Regions from separate parts of the Homo sapiens genome. Here region 2 is linked to region 1. The links are chromatin loops, found by intact Hi-C in ENCODE. Cell type or tissue: breast epithelium. All regions are shown on one strand.

What was found. A loop is a pair of places that touch in the nucleus more often than their neighbours do. Peaks named below come from ENCODE experiments on the same cell type or tissue, not always from the same donor. Only the 100,000 strongest peaks of a DNase experiment are listed, where the experiment ranks them.
Region 2: it touches region 1 in a loop (11-fold over the local background); 1 of 110 quality-filtered maps calls a loop at or near these places.

Annotation. Positions count from the first base shown.
Region 1 is chr1:213,722,085-213,730,084 of GRCh38, reverse strand. It overlaps a transcript of RPS6KC1 not described here. Among named protein-coding and RNA genes, the nearest start is that of LINC00538, 200 kb to the left of the region's middle. In breast epithelium, a CTCF peak has its summit at 4,851; a DNase peak (open chromatin) is centred at 4,744; H3K4me3 peaks cover 306 bases; H3K27ac peaks cover 439 bases.
Region 2 is chr1:213,348,758-213,356,757 of GRCh38, reverse strand. It overlaps a transcript of RPS6KC1 not described here. Among named protein-coding and RNA genes, the nearest start is that of RPS6KC1, 300 kb to the right of the region's middle. In breast epithelium, no CTCF peak of the experiment used is centred here; no DNase peak of the experiment used is centred here.

The DNA of each region.
Region 1 (8,000 bases):
ACATGGATGGAGTGGGAGGTCATTATTCTTAGCAAACTAATGCCAGAAGAGAAAATCGAACACAGCATTCTCTCACTTATAAGTGGGGGCTAAATGATGAGAAGACATGGAAACATACAGGGGAACAACAGACACTGGGGCCTATTGTAGGGTGGAGGGTAGGAGGAGGGAGAAGATCCGGAAAAATAACTATTGGGCAGTAGGTTTAATGCCCAAGTGATGAAATAATTTGTACAACAAACTCCCATGACACAAGTTTACCTATATAACAAACCTGCACATGTGCCCTCAAGCTTAAAGTTAAAAAAAAAATAACAATTCATTTGGGCCTAAACTCAAAAATAAAAATAAAAATAAAAAAAGAATAAGTCCTGCTGCAAAAGCCAGGGCTCAGCAGGCTTGGAATAAAGGAATCACGGCCCAGAAGCAGGAGACTGGACTTCATGATCTGTTCACAGCCCTCTTGGTTGGAGGATTCTATGAATGGACTGATTTTGAGAGACCAACAGGTTTCCAGGAAGTCTTTCCCTCCCCCCGATCCTTTAATGGTAACAAAAACATGACAAATAAGATGATCTTGGCCAGTTTAAGCCCAAGGAAGCTATTTTTGCATCAGGAAGCAATAAATGATGCTGCATTTGGAAGCGCAGGTACAGTTCTTGATCCCTTGTTACAAAGGAGCATCACAGCCATAAATGGAGGGAAGTAAGCAGGTTGATTCACTGGCCCCAGGACACCAAAGGAGTCGATCTAAAGTTAGAGATGCTTGTTCTGGGTTACAAGAGGGAAATACTGCACGATTTCAAGCCCTCAAACCCGAGGATGTGGATGACAGAAGAGATAAGAGGTAACCTGCTTACTTCTGGAAAAGTCTACCGTCATGCTGACTCTGGCTCCTAGGGAAATAGTAGGTCAATGAGAAAACACTGCAGGTTCCAGGACCTCTGGCATTGAATTGTCCGTTCACTATTGTGAAAACCTAACTGTCGTCTTTTAAACTTTTACCTCTCACTAAGCACTTTGGACATATTTACTGATCTCCCCATGCTCTGTGCTGACCTTTGCCCTCTGTTTTAAAATGTGCTTACCCTGCCCTGTGTCTCAGCATCGTCCACTGGTAAAAAAAAAAAAAAAAACAAAAAAAAAACCCTCATGTTCTGGGGAATAAGGAAACCTAAGTTATACTTCTGACTGCCATTAAATTTTCTGTGCAAACGTAAGCCAGCCCTGTAACTTCTCTGTGCCTACCTTTCCCGAGGCACAGCGGAGGAGCTGTGACCTATATGGAAAGCCAAGAGCGCGGAGGAGTGACACATCTAGATTTGATTGGCAGAAGCCAGAATTGCCATCCCCCCTCCTCCCACCACTACCTCCCAAGTTCTCTGCTCCTTCTTTCAACCCAAGTGTGGAGCTCTTTTTCAGCAGAGCCAATGAGGAGGGAGTGGCCCCGCCTGCAAATGGGTGATGTTCGCTCTTGCCTCACTTTTCCTCTTAGAGTACCGGGCAGTGGGTACTCTTATAATCCCGATTTATAGAAGAAGAAACTGAGGCACAGAAAGGTGAAGATCCTGTAGCGGGTAGGGCTGGCATGGACGTTAAATGAGTCTTTATAAAGACTAGCTCTTGTTTACTACTTGCTGTCACTTCGATTTTTATCACCATGAGCTCCACGAGAAGGGATATTTAATGTACCTTGGGCTGCGCTTGACACTTAGAAAGGACGCAATAAATGCAAACTGCCTTTATTATTAGCATAGCTTGGGACTTGGATTGTTTGATACATGCGGTACATTTTTCTCACAAATGTGAAGTTCCAAGACGCCCCAAGTACTCTAGCCCCTCAGATAATTTCCTCCCAGACTCTTAGTCTCTGCGAAAGGCTTCTTCACCGCGGGTTTATCTCACTCTTTCCCATTATTTTTCCCCCTCCTCACTGTGCACCGCTTATCACGCTGCTTCATATCACTCTGCTTTACTCCTCGGCTTCTCCACTTCCCTCTATTATCTTCTCAGTGGCCCACAATGGCTTCCACTTAGCATACAGCCACTGCATCCTGGCTTCTTCTCCCCTGTGACTCTCTTCCCTTTGTCTCCATTCTCCTGAGTCTGATAGATGCGTTGTCTGAAGGTCAGGCGTTCCTCTTAGATACGCATTTTATCGCCTGCAGTTGGAAAACAATTATTGCTCTCCTCTACACACTTTTTCCCTTTACTGCTAACTTTTCTCTTTCTCTCCACAACTTTCTTTCCTAAAAATCACCAATAGTTTGTTTTCACCATTTTTTGTCCTAAATACCAACTTCATGCTAGTTTTTGCAGACTGCTTCAAGGCATGGGGGAATTGAAAATCTCTTTTAATTTTTTTTTCATATATCTTTGTCCTTTGGAAAATGCACATGTATTTCTGGCCTGGTCCCCTCCCCTTCTTTTGTGAACACAGCCTGGCAAAGAATTACTTTAATATTGTTGGGAATATCTTCCTGGCCTATCAATAAATCACTCCTGTGGCTTCTCAGCAACCAGTTTCTTCACAGACTTTGAGTGCCATTCATACTAGAAGCACTTCTTATTATTTATCTGAAACTTCTTAGAATTCCTCCCATTGTCTTGCTTTGCTTTACTTCTCAATGTTTCCCCTCCTACCTGCAAATGGAAATCCACATAGTCTAAGCTGTAACTGATGTTTAATGCTTTTTCTTCCTTACCTCTGATGACTTCCACATTCTTGACTTCCTCCCTGTACCCTCATCTCAGAAGGCACACTTTCTTAGTATTTGCACAGAGGATATGATGACCTGTGAGTTTCGGTAAGGGCTCAAAATGTCAGCTATGGCCATAGGTAATTCTCAATTATGTAGGTGCAAATTTTCTAGATGATCTATTAATCTCAGACTGGCCTTCTGTGATGTTTACCGAATAGTGCATCCACTCATTCATATTCTCAGCCCCCTTGCAGTTAGGTGGGCTCAGCTGAAAGGGTCGGGTCAATGTGCTGTGGGTAGAAGTGATGGGCCCCACTTCCAGACCAAAGCATACAAGAGTCAGGGCAATTCTCCAGCTGGCCCTTTAGCCGCCCCATGGCTGAGGGGGTCTCATGTTGAGATGGTGGCGCCCTAAGATTAAAAGTGCCTGATTTGCTCTGGACCCCTGCTTAGAAAGGAAAATAATCTGTTGTGTTAAGCCACTGGGTTTATTTGCAGCACATCATCCCATAGCTATTCTAACCTTCTGTGCTCCTGAACTGAGTTGCCTTTTATGGGTTAGCTTCAATATGTTCTGAAAACCTACATTCATTTTAATAATGTTTCATATAAGACATAAGTAGAAAAATATCATTTACTAAGACACACACATAATGTGTGCCAACCTCTCAGCTTAGGTAGATACATCAATAGATAGATACAGACATAGGCACACCAAAGCATCATGGATGGAAAAGATGATGAGAAAGGTTGCAGTATTCTTAGATGCTTAAGCAATTGAAATTTTTTTATTACTTAGTTGAACAAGAGGAGAAAGACAGAGGATTCCCCACAGGTGAGACATAGATTGCAGAATTAGAGACATGTTTGTCTTCTGAAAGCCAACAACACCATCAGGAAAGAGAAATTCCATTCTTAAGGAACATAGTCATAACATCCAAAGGGAGATACCTCTTTTTTATGACAGTTAGTGCCATCTGCCTTTTGAAAATTATATTTAAAACAACAGGCCTGGCATGGTAGTTTATGCCCATAATCCTAGCACTTTGTGAGGCCAAGGAAGGAGGGTTGTTTGGGGTCAGAAATTCAAGACCAACCTGGGCAACCCCTCTCTCCAGAAAAATTAAAAATTAGCCAGATGTAGTAGCGTGCACCTGTAGTCCCAGATGTGCCCAGGCTGAGGCTGAGAAGATCGCCTGAGCCCAGGAGGTCAAAGCTTGCAGTGAGCTATAATTGTGTCACTGTACTCCAGCCTGGGTGACAGAACAAGACACTGTCTCTAAAATAATAAAAATAAGAAAGAACAATTATGGAGAAAACTTTGACAAAAGCTACAGATAGTTTGTGTCAATGGAGTAGAAAATATGGAGGAGTATATAAATGATGTTTAAAACACGAAAAGCAATATCATGAAAGAAAAAATGATCCGTTCCAATTTAAAATTAAAATTGTAACACAATAAAGTAAAAGAGTGAGTCACAAATTGGGAAAACATATTTGCCAGCACTCAGCAAGGGATTAGTGTTCAGAATATGTAAAGAACCCTTTAAAATAAGGAAAAGAACAAAACAGTAAAAGAATGAACAAAGGATATGAACTACAGACCCTTGGTTATGAAAAACAAATGATTAAAATCATGTGAAATATGTTCAACCTTTCTGACTGAACAGGGTTCGATTTTTTCTGGTTGAGCAGGGTTATCCACCAGTGTGGGATTTTTAGTTAACTTCCAGTCTTCATACTTAGCAAAAGAGGATACTGTCCCCAAAGCAAAGATTTACTTTGAAACCAACGAGTAAAGGGCTCTGGATTTCTGTGGTTGAAGCAGTACCCACAGCAGGAAGGCAAGAGGGAGGCCACGCCACAGGACACTGACCAAGAGTCCCCGAAGAGAGCCCGGAATGCCTTTGAGAAAGCAAATGTCTGAAACAAGGGCTTCTCTTGTCCTGGGCATCTGCTGGCTGCCGAGCGGCCTGAGAGCACGGGGAGGATGTGTGTGTTAAGGCTCACTGCAACAGATGCCCACAAGAAGACTTCATTGTAATTGAGAAAGCCAGTGAAAACTTCCTGGAAACTGTTGTAAAATATTTCATGCTGCTGTCAAAGAATGTGTTGCTGGGCTCGTGCCCAGTGTTTTCCTCACCACCGTGGACAGACTGCAGTAGTGCATGCCTCGTATCCAAGTAATGAGTTACAATTGTTGGGAAAATTTATGTTGAGAAATTTTGCATGTTTTAATGTTGGCAGTCGCTTGTTGGAAATAAGATTTATTAGTCCTCTGGTAAGACGTTAAGCTGGCAGCTTTAGTAAAAGACAAAAAAGTGTTAGAAAGTCAATGAACATCAACTTTCAACTCCAGCTGTAACAGTGACCTGCCCTTCTCTAGACAGCTCAGCGTGGTGCCAAGAGTGGCTAAGACTCTGGTCCATCAGATGGATTTTAGGCAAGTTACATGACCTCTCTAAGCCTCAGTTTCTTTGACTATAAATGTGAAAAGAGATAGCACTCTTTGGACTGTTGGGAGGATGCATAAGAGCAGGCACAGCACAGTGCCTGACGTAATCAGACAGCAACAAATGTAAGTACTTGTTAGTAATGAGATTAATGGAGTCGTCAAATTTTCCTTTTGTTTATTATTATTTTTTTAGAGATGGTGTCTTGCTGTGTTACCCAGGCTGGTCTTGAAAACTCCTGGCCTCAAGTGATCTTCCCACCTTCATGTCCCAAAGCACTAGAATTACAAGCACGAGCCACTATACCTGGCTCAAACTGTCAGGCTTTTGTTCATGAGGATAACTGTGTGCCCATCTCCTAGGCTGTCGGGTGAATGCCTTGGAGTGTTTCTCCACCATGGCCCTTGTTTGCTGCCAGCCAGCCACGGTCTTACTCATAGAGCCCCTTGTGATCTCAGGTTTGTATTGGCGAGACAAGTGACCAGGATAGGGAGGGAAAAGAGCACACATTTGTGGCTTTAAACAAAGCAGAGTTAAGAAAGCTACAAAAGGCTGGGCGCAGTGGCTCACACCTGTAATCTCAACACTTTGGGAGGCCAAGACGGGTGGATCACCTGAGGTCAGGAGTTTGAGACCAGCCTGGCCAACATAGTGAAACTCCGTCTCCACTGAAAATTTGCCGGGTGCAGTGGCACATGCCTATAATCCCAGCTACTTGAGAGGCTGAGGCAGGAGGATCACTTCAACCCAGGAGGCAGAGGTTGCAGTGAGCTGAGATCACACCACTGCACTCCAGCCTGGGCGACTGAGCAAGACTTCATCTCAAAACAAATAAAAAAATGAAAAAGAAATCCACAGAGGAAGGATTTCTGCTCTCATGCTCCTACTGCATCCTGCTTCTGCTCCTCAGTGCACTCCCTTCATGGGCAATTTCACTCATTCCTGCCTGAAGGTTGGGGATGAGTTAGATGACACTGTCCCCCCCAACCCCCCAACCACCCCCATACTTTAACTTCCTCCATAGGCTTTATTATTATTTGACATGTCATATATGTTTTCTTATTCATTCCATTTACTGTCTCTCTCTCTGCACCAGAATATCACCTCCACAGAGATGTGGATTTGTGTCTGTTGTGTTCAGTGATGTATCCCCAGCATCTGAGCAGGGCCTGGTGCAATTGGGTGCTCAATTTATCTTGGTAAATGAATTGAATAAAATTCCATTGAGTGAAATTTGACTTTGCCCAAAGTCACTTTTATGGACTGAATTATATCTCCCCAAATTCATAGGTTGGAGTCCTAACAGCTAGTACCTCAGAATCTGACTATACTTAGAGATAGGGTCCTTAAGTAGGTAACTAAGGTAAAATGAGGTCACATGGGTGGGTCCAAATCCAGTAAGCTTGGTGTACTTACAAGAAGAAGAGATTAGGAAACACCCATATACCACAGGGAGACCGTTGGAAGATAGAGCAAGAAGGCAGCCAGCTGAAAGCCAAGAAAAGAGGCCTCAAAAGAAACCCTGCTGACACCTTGATCTCAGACTCCCAGCCTCCAGAACCGCAGGAAATACAGTTGCATTGTTCAAGCCACCCTGTCTGTGATGCTTTGTTATGGCAGCCCTAGCAAACAAATACAGTCACTGAGCAAGATTCCTATCTCAGAACAAAGGTCTGAATTTCATTAGTTTGAAGCACTAATTCTTTAATAGTCCACCTCTGGAAACAGAGAATACTCCCTTTTTTCTTTCAGATGGAGTTCCACTCTTGTTGCCCAGGCTGGAGTGCAATGGCGGGATCTCGGCTCACTGCAATCTCTGCCTCCCAGGTTCAAGCAATTCTCCTGACTCAGCCTCCTGAGTAGCTGGGACTACAGGCACCTGCCACCATGCCTGGCTAATTTTTTGTATTTTTAGTAGAGATGGGGTTTCACTATCGTGGCCAGGCTGATCTCGAACTCCTGACCTCAGGTGATCCACCAACCTCGGCCTCCCAAAGTGCTGGGATTACTGGCATGAGCCACCTTGCCCGGCCAGAATACTCCCTTAAAAAGCAGAGCAAATCCCCATGGAGTTCAGGGACTGGAAAGAGTTTTCAGAGGACCTAGTCATAACTCTTCTCTTTCTTTACTCGAAATGGCAGAGTCCACAGTCGGACTCCTCTGCGGAGTCCCACTCTCCTCTGGGCAGGCAGGACAGACACCTCTCATAGCTGCTCCAGTCCCCTGAAAAGTCCTCATGTGGCATTGCTGATTACACGGATGGTGTCCCTTGTTCACTCTGGGTCTCCCTCCACTGGGGAAGGGAGATGGCCATCATCTAGCAGGAACAATGTGATTTAAAGACTTGAAACAAGTACAAACACAAATACACCCAAGACAGGGTCTGGTAATCCTCATTCTAAACTGTAGGCTAAAAGATGCCATAGTAATTCAGAGAAGAGAGGAGAGTCTGAGGGCTGGAGTGGAGGGGAAGGCAGGCCAGGGACAGAGCCTCCTGTAATTGTAATATTGGGACGTGTAACTGTATTGTAACATCACAGTATCAGGACCAATAATGGAGGGAAGGTAGGGTAGAGAATTCCAAACCCAGAGAATAGCATAAATCAATGTCCAGAGGAAAGTTTGGGTACTGGAGGAGTTTGTCATGTTTCAGCAAAGATTTGAGACATGACAAGACCAGTCACCTTGCCCCTACTAGATTCCTGGAGGAAATGAGCAAAGCATGAGATCTGGGTTCTGGTCTTTTGCCCAAACCCTCATGTAGCCTTCTGGTGAGTTAGAGGGTACCACTATGGAGCTGCCTTTTTCTGCCTGGAGTACATGCAGACTCCAGGCCCAGCATACT
Region 2 (8,000 bases), 370 kb after region 1:
GCAGGGCTAGCAGCTTCCGGTGTAGTGATGAAGGCAGAGAAAGAAGCAGACATGTCTATGACGTTATCTGGGGGCAGGCTTTTATTTTGTTTGTTTTTCTTGAGATGGAGCTTTGCTCTTGTCACCAAGGCTGGAATGCAGTGGTGCCATCTCAGCTCATTGCAACCTCCACCTCTCAGGTTCAAGTGATTCTCCTGCCTCAGCCTCCCAAGTAGCTGGGATTACAGGCACCTGCTATCACGCCCCGCTAATTTTTTGTATTTTTAGTAGAGACAGTGTTTCACCATGTTGGCCAGGCTGGTCTCGAACTCCTGACCTCAGGTGATCTGCTGCCTCGGCCTCCCAAAGTGCTGGGATTACAGGCGTGAGCCACCACACCTGGCCTGGGGGCAGGTTTTACTTGGGTCACTGAAATGAACCAGTGACCTTTGAAAACGCTTTTCAATCCTGGGGATTTATGATGTTAAACAAATCAGTCCATGTTAACAAGATAGGAAAAAGAAAATATCCAGCACATCTACAGAAGCCTGTAATTACTCTTCCTAGAAAACCTTGTACCACCCCTGTTATACCACACATCGCCCTCATTGTTGACTAACTGCCACCTCTCTCACTTCTCCACTAGACTGTAAGCTCAAAGAATTCAGGGACCTCGTCTATCTTTGGAGTTCTATCCCCAGCTCCTGGCCCAGTGTCCAGCACATAACCAGACTGACCTGTATTGAATATTTTCCATGAGCAGGCACCGTTCTGAACACTTTATTCATATTAGCCCATTTAATCCTCATAACAACCTTATGACATAGGTACCTGTCTTACAGATTAGTAAACTGAGGCAGAAGATGGTTAAATAACTGTCCAAGATTACACAGCTAGTAAGTGGCAGAATCATGAATAGACCCAGACAGCCTGGCTCTCAGGGTCTCTGCTCTTAAATAATAAGTCGTGCTGGTTCATAGCAAGTGCTCCATAACAATATTTGTTACTTTGAAAACATCTCTGAGGTGTTGCCGCTGAGTTGAAACAAGAGTTACATAGAAGATCATCCAATTTATGAAAACAAAAAGGTAACTAAGTATAAAATAAGCTAATACTTTGTGTGTTCTGCAAGAGACAACTTAATTCAAGTTTAGGTAATTAAAGCTTTCATAATTTTTTTAAAAATACAGTGCATTCATTTATGCAAATCTACTCCAGAGCATGATTTTTGCAAGATGCTATGTGTCTCACTTATCACAAAAAATGACTTCTGAGTCTCCCTAAGAAGTGAGAATATCAGATTGCAAACACTCCCTTCAACTGCCCCGTGCCCGTGCTAGTGTATAGACCCCTGTCTAAGGCCGGTGGATCCAAGCAGTCCCTACAGCTCCCGATTCTGCAAGGGGGCACGGGGGTAGCAAGAATGGGCCCTTCCAGCTGGTCTGAAAATGACACGCCCTTGTACATCCCGCCAGCCTTCTTCCACCAGCCCCCTTCACCCACTCCCTTCTTTGGGCTTTCCAAAGATTTCCTTCTCTCTCTCTCTTTTTTTTTTCCTTTGTGAGACAGAGTCTCACTCTGTCTCCCAGGCATGAGTGCAGTGGCGCGATCTCAGTTCACTGCAACCTCTGTCCCTGGGTTCAAGTGATTCTCCTGCCTCAGCCTCCTGAGTAGCTGGAATTATAGGCATACGCCACCACACCTGACTAATTTTTGTATTTTTAGTAGAGGCAGGGTTTCACCATGTTGGCCAGGCTGGCCTCAAACTCCTGACCTTAGGTGATCCGCCCACCTCGGCCTCCCAAAGTGCTGGGATTACAGGTGTGAGCCACTGCACCCAGCCTGATTTTCCCTCTCTTGCCAAGGGCTGGCTACGGTTTGAATATTTTTCCCCTCCAAAATTCATGTTCAAATTTAATCCCCAATGTGGCAATATCGAGAAGTGGAGCCTTTAAGAGGTGATTGGGTCATGAGGGCAAAGCCCTAAAGGAATAGATTAATCCATTTGTGGATTAATGAGTTAATGAATCAATGGATTATCATAGGAGTGGGACTGGTAGCTTTATAAGGAAAGGGAGAGAGACCTGAGCTAGGACACTCAGCCCCCTTGCCATGTGTTGTCCTGCACTGCCTTAAGACTCTGCAGAGTCCTCACCAGCAAGAAGGCCCTCACCAGATGCAGCCCCTTGACCTTGGACTCTCAACCTTTATAAGAAATAAATTCCTTTTCTTTATATATTACCCAGTTTCAGGTACTCTGTTATAAGAAATGGAAAATGGCCCTTAGTGTTCACTTCAGCCTGAATTGACTCATCAGAATAAAAATATCTCTTGGGGAAAGAAGTGACAAAATGATTTTCCCAGGTCAGGGCAGGTGAGCAGTTGTGAAGTTTCAATGAGTTCATACACATGAGAGGGTTCTAATTCCTGAGCTCTACAAAAGTGCAGGGGATCATTACCATCATCACCTATGAGCACTCAGACAACTAGGGTGGAAAAGAGCAGCAAGGTTAGTGAGCACTCATGGTGCCAGGTGATGCTAAGAGCTTCGTCTACATGACCAGCTTGGATTCTTCCAACAAACCCTTAGGGTAGATCCTATTAGCTTCTGTTTTACATATGAGGAAACTGAGGCTCAAGGTAGTTTGACAATTGGCACCAGAGAGGAATGGTGCCAAGACAGGTAAGGGTCTCAGAACCCATATGCTAGACACATTCTTAGATTGCCAAAAGGGCAGACACACCAGGACTTAATGGACTTTCTTTTGGTCCATGGGAGGAAGGGTTCTGACTGTGAGGGACTCTGAGCAGCAGCTAACAAAGGATCCTCTGAGATGGCCCTCTGTGCCTTTGCTCAGGCTGTTCCCTCGGCTTTTCCACATCATTTTTCCATGTCTCTGAACACAGCATAGGGAAGCAATAGCACCTTCCTCTGAATTTCCATAACATTTCTTTCTGTCCCTTTCTCATGGTGACTCCATTTTCTACATACTACCAAAAAATTGCTTGCAATTGTGTCTTATCTTCCCAACAAGATGGAAAGCTAATACATACGCCTGACTCATAATAAGAGCTCAGCCCTGAGAAAGGCTGATTATGCAGTCAGCCTGAAAGAAACATTAAAGGCAACCTCCTGGGTAGAAAGAGCCAGAAAGGAATAGGCCAGTTCACTTTGCTATTTCACAGCCACAGAATGCAACTTTGTGCTGAGTAGACACCTTGGACCCAAGTCCTGGAGAAGGAAAACAAAGTGATAGTGAAGATATGGATGTAAGAGCCAGGCTGCCTGGGTTAGAATCTCTGTTTCAGCACCTACTGGCTGGGTTACCCCAGGTAAGTTACTCCTTTTTGCTTCAGTTGCCTCTTCTATAAAATTAGAATGATAATACCAGTAGTTACATCAGAAGATTGATCAAAGGAGCTAAGATATGTTTAGGGCTAGAAGAGTGCCTGACACATTTTAAGTGAAATATAGGTGTACTTATTTTTGTAAGTACAAATGGATGGGCATTCTTGGAGAAGCATACCGAGGCATTCATTTACTCAGTAGATATTCAATGGATACTGAACATCAACTCTGGGCCAAGCATTGCTCAAGACCCTGCTGGGGAAAACAAGACAAAGATCCTTGCCCTGCTGAACTGACATTATAGCTGGTGGAGATAGACAATACACATAATACATTAGTAAATTCTACAGTATGAGCAAGTACATTCCTTTCTTTAGAAGTCCCAACGATGTTGTCTTGTAAATGCCTGAGGAGAGCCCTCCCCTCTCACATTGTTCTGATTTCTCCCCATGCATTCACCTGGGGTCTTGAAGGGTGCTCAGCAAATATAAGTTGGTTGACTGATTTTTAAATAGACAGCATAAGTTCCTAACAGTACATATCTTCCACACCTTCTTGCATACCTTGTCAATGCCATAGGTGTTGATCTTAGGTAGAAGCATCCATAGGTCCAGCTCCTGCCTCAGCCTCCCAATGCTGAGATTACAGGTGTGAGCCACTGCATCCAGCCAAGAGTTAGTATTAATCATAGATCAATCATAGGGAGACCCTATAGTCAAACACAACTGGGTTAAACTCTGATTGACAGTCACCTGTGGATCTGTTTTCTTGCCCAATCTCAGACAGAAATTGTAGAAGCCTCCTTCCAACTGAGAAGCTTCAAAGAGCCTATCTTTATAGTATGTGTTTCCTTTACCTTCTATGATTACTTCATCTAATTTCTTGGGAAAAAAGACCTTCACTTCCCTTGCCTCTTACAATATTGTGGCCCCTGAGAAACTCTCTGTTCCCAGATCCCCAGTCTTGCCACCAGCACCCCCTCCCACGAGACACAAAATTTAGAGGATAAATTTTAAAGCAAACATATTTAATTTTTCATCATTTGCATGTTTCAATTAATAATTTGTACTTATTACTTGATACACAGCTTTTATAATATTTTATTTTTAAACAGGTTTTTCCAAATTTTAGAATTACAGTAGAGAATATTGAAGAACGCCTCAGTTCATTTTGCACCTTTTACACCACTTCCATGCACATTCTGTTTTGCTCATCAATGAACACATTGTTTACTACACTGAAAATTTTTCTTGCACCTGCAGTTAAAAAATAAATAACGGAATAAAGGAAGGAAGAAATGAAGACACTGATACTGAATACTGAAACAATTTCAATAAATTTGGAGCTAATTTTTGCCTTGCTTCTTTCCTCCATAGCCCTTTTCCCCAAAACTCTATCTCCCAGCTCGTAAGGGAAAGTCACCAATCTCCTCATTAAAAAAAGAAAAAAAGAAAAAAAAATCCTGAAGTGTCCTCCCACCACCTCCAGCCCAGAGTAGTATTTGATATTAATAAACAGAATACTCAGCATACCTGTATATACATTTGGTTCACTTAGCCCTAAGAAAATCAAGTAGATAGTTAAATCCCTTCTACATGGCTAAGAGGACTCACAAAAGTGATGCCACCTCCCAAAATAAAAGAGAAGAATCTTTCCCAAAGACCAATCTCCGCTTCCACCTTTAGAGTTCCAGAAGTCACCTCTGGCAATTTTAGAAGAGCCCTTTTGTCACAGTTTCCAGGTACCAGGACTTCAGAGACCCTGTGATCCCTTCACTCAGCCCCATGCCACACAGTCAGAATACACATTCATGACCACGTGTCATGACTATAGCATTCAGTTCTGGGCACTTGATGATACTACTTCATAATGACAAAACTCCACTCATATAGCCATTATCTAAAATCTTACAGAATCTGTCTATATTTTTAGCCAGTTGCCACTTTTCAAGGCAAAAAGATGCACAGATCTTCTCTCTGCCAAGCAAATCACACCTTCTTTGCATTGGCTCCAAAGCTACCCTCATGGAATTCCAAAAATTGCTGTGTATTTGCAATATTTCTGGGTTTGGTTAGCAAATCTCTACTTGACCAATTAAAGCCTTTTGCGCTTTTATAGACTTCATCTGTGTCTCCGTTCAGCAGTTAGCTTTTCATGCTGACAAATCTTCATCTTCTAAATTCATTTTGTGTGTCTACTAAAATCTAGCTACAACTTTAAAAGTGTTCAAAATCTAGCCCTGTAATTTGACATCTAAGAATTGATCCCAGGGAAATAATCAGAAATGCCCACGAGGATTTTGGTGGAAAACATTCCATTTCAGTGTTAATTATTAAAGTAAATATGTACATGTACTTAATTAAATATAATCTGAAAATAAACTAAATCTAAATAATATAAAAATCATCAAATATGTTTTTGTAGACCCAGCAATTGCTACATTAGTCATTAAAATGTTTTAGAAAACATTTGACGACAAGAAAACATATACCCAATCATATATAAAACATGTACCAAATAAGATACAAAATTTTATATACGTGTGTGAATAAACATATGTGAATATAAGTATATACACTATACATACATATATATGATACCAATTTTGTAATACATATGTTTGTGTTCTAAGAAAAAAACTAAAAGGCAATACAGTAAAATGTTAAATTATCTCTGGATGGTAAGATAACATATAACTTCATTTTATTGTTTGCCTTGAATATTTTCCAAATTTTCTATAATGAATACGTATTACTTTTATAATCTGAGAAAAAAAGTGTTTTTAATAATCATTCCAACTCTTTAATTAATTCAGCTGCCCTATCCTGGATCTCTTCCAGCTCTATTATGTCATCCTTAAGAAGCAATAGCCAATATGGCACAGGATTTTCCAGGTGTCCACTTTTGGGAAATCTGATTCTAACACTCTCAGAGGCAGTGCCCCAAACCCCCACCTGTCATGCACATGCTAATACACACACACTCCCACATCTGCCCCAGAAGTGTCTGTCCTATTTACCAGGACTCCTCGATAGCTCTTTTCCTGATAAAAGAGAATTCTGTATTTGCACAGAAGCATTCTGATTTTCAAAACATCAGAATATCACCCACTGCACATGCATGTGATGGACAAAAAGAACCAGGTCAGTTCCCACTGCAAGGCTGCAAGATTGATCTCTCATTTGCTTTCCATCCACATGTGACCTGAGAGACGCAGGGCTTTAATTAGTGAGAGAGAGAGAACCAGGAACTTTCTGAATCATAACATCACCCCACACTTCTGCAAGGGAACAGAATCCAGGATCAAGGTTTTAGCCAGGTAGAATGAAGTAACATGCCATCCTGTGACTTTTCCTGGGGAGTTTAAATCCATGCCTCCCAAGTTGCTTAGTTTCCAAACCCCTAGGGACTTAAAAAGAGTATTCAGACCACCCAGTGGTGGTCTCAGCCATGAGTTGGGTGAGACAGGATGTGGGGAAAGACAGGATATAGAGTCTGACACACAGCATAAATGTTGATATTTACCATAGGAAATTTTCTCTGTCTCTGGGAACAGAAATGTTAATAATTCCACTCTTTAGTGCATGCTTATGGCCCTGTCAAGTTTGATCATCACTTCCAGGTCCAGCAGTACAGCACATCCTAATCAACTTCACTCCAAAGGACAGAAGGCCTGTTTTTCCCAATTTATTTTTGAAATGCTGAAATACAATATTGACTGTTTCTCATGTGGTCTGTGCTTTTGTGTTTGAGAAGGTTTTCAGGTCTGACAAATCTGGGTTCAAACAAGAAGTAACTACGAATTATCCTCCTGCTCTTCAAGACCTGTTTGCCCATCTATGATCCTCCTAAGTGTCTGATGAACTTTAGCATTTGACTCCAGCCTGAGTTCTGCCTGTTGTAACTATAGTAAGCTGCAAAGTGTGCAGCAACTCGAGCAAACCCAGGGTGTGGAAAGTGCGGATGCTGCCTAAGCATCTTGAAGATGCACCCAAGTATCATATCATATAGCCTAAATCCATCCTGCTTCTCCTTACTGTGCTGAATTGCCCAAGTGGTCATGCATTACCGTCCCCCACGTCAGCCCTGGCAGTGACCAGTGGATAGGGTATAGGCAGAGGGTTAGGAAAACAAGAAGGGAAAAGGAAACTGCTTTGAAATGTCAATAATATTTTTGGGTTATGTTCAAAGTGTGTTTGTGTAGTTTTTATAAAGGTAAAATAATTGATTCTTCTCTTTACTTAGAAAGGAAAAAAACATGAGACCTGCATCTGTTGAATAAAAATATATAAATAAATAAGCAGATACTTCTTTTTTCCTAAGCTGACAGAAATTTATTTTTAAAAGAGTAATGATTAGCAACAGGATGGTTGCCAAAGAAAGCCAAAGTAATCTTCAATCCTGATTTGAGAAAGAGACACCTAGAAATGAAGACCAGTATGTGGTTATGTTATTTCCATGTTTACCTACAGCCTTTCAACAAATGCAATCACCCATTCACCCATTCATTCAATTCAAGGAGCACTTATTAAACACTTCCTCTGTCCAGACACTGTGCTAAGCACTTTAAAGATTATTTCATTGAAACCATTTATGAGCCTGCTCCATAGGGTTTATTGTTATACAGAGGAGGGAAGAAGCAAGGAGCTATAGCTTTCTTATTTTACCCATA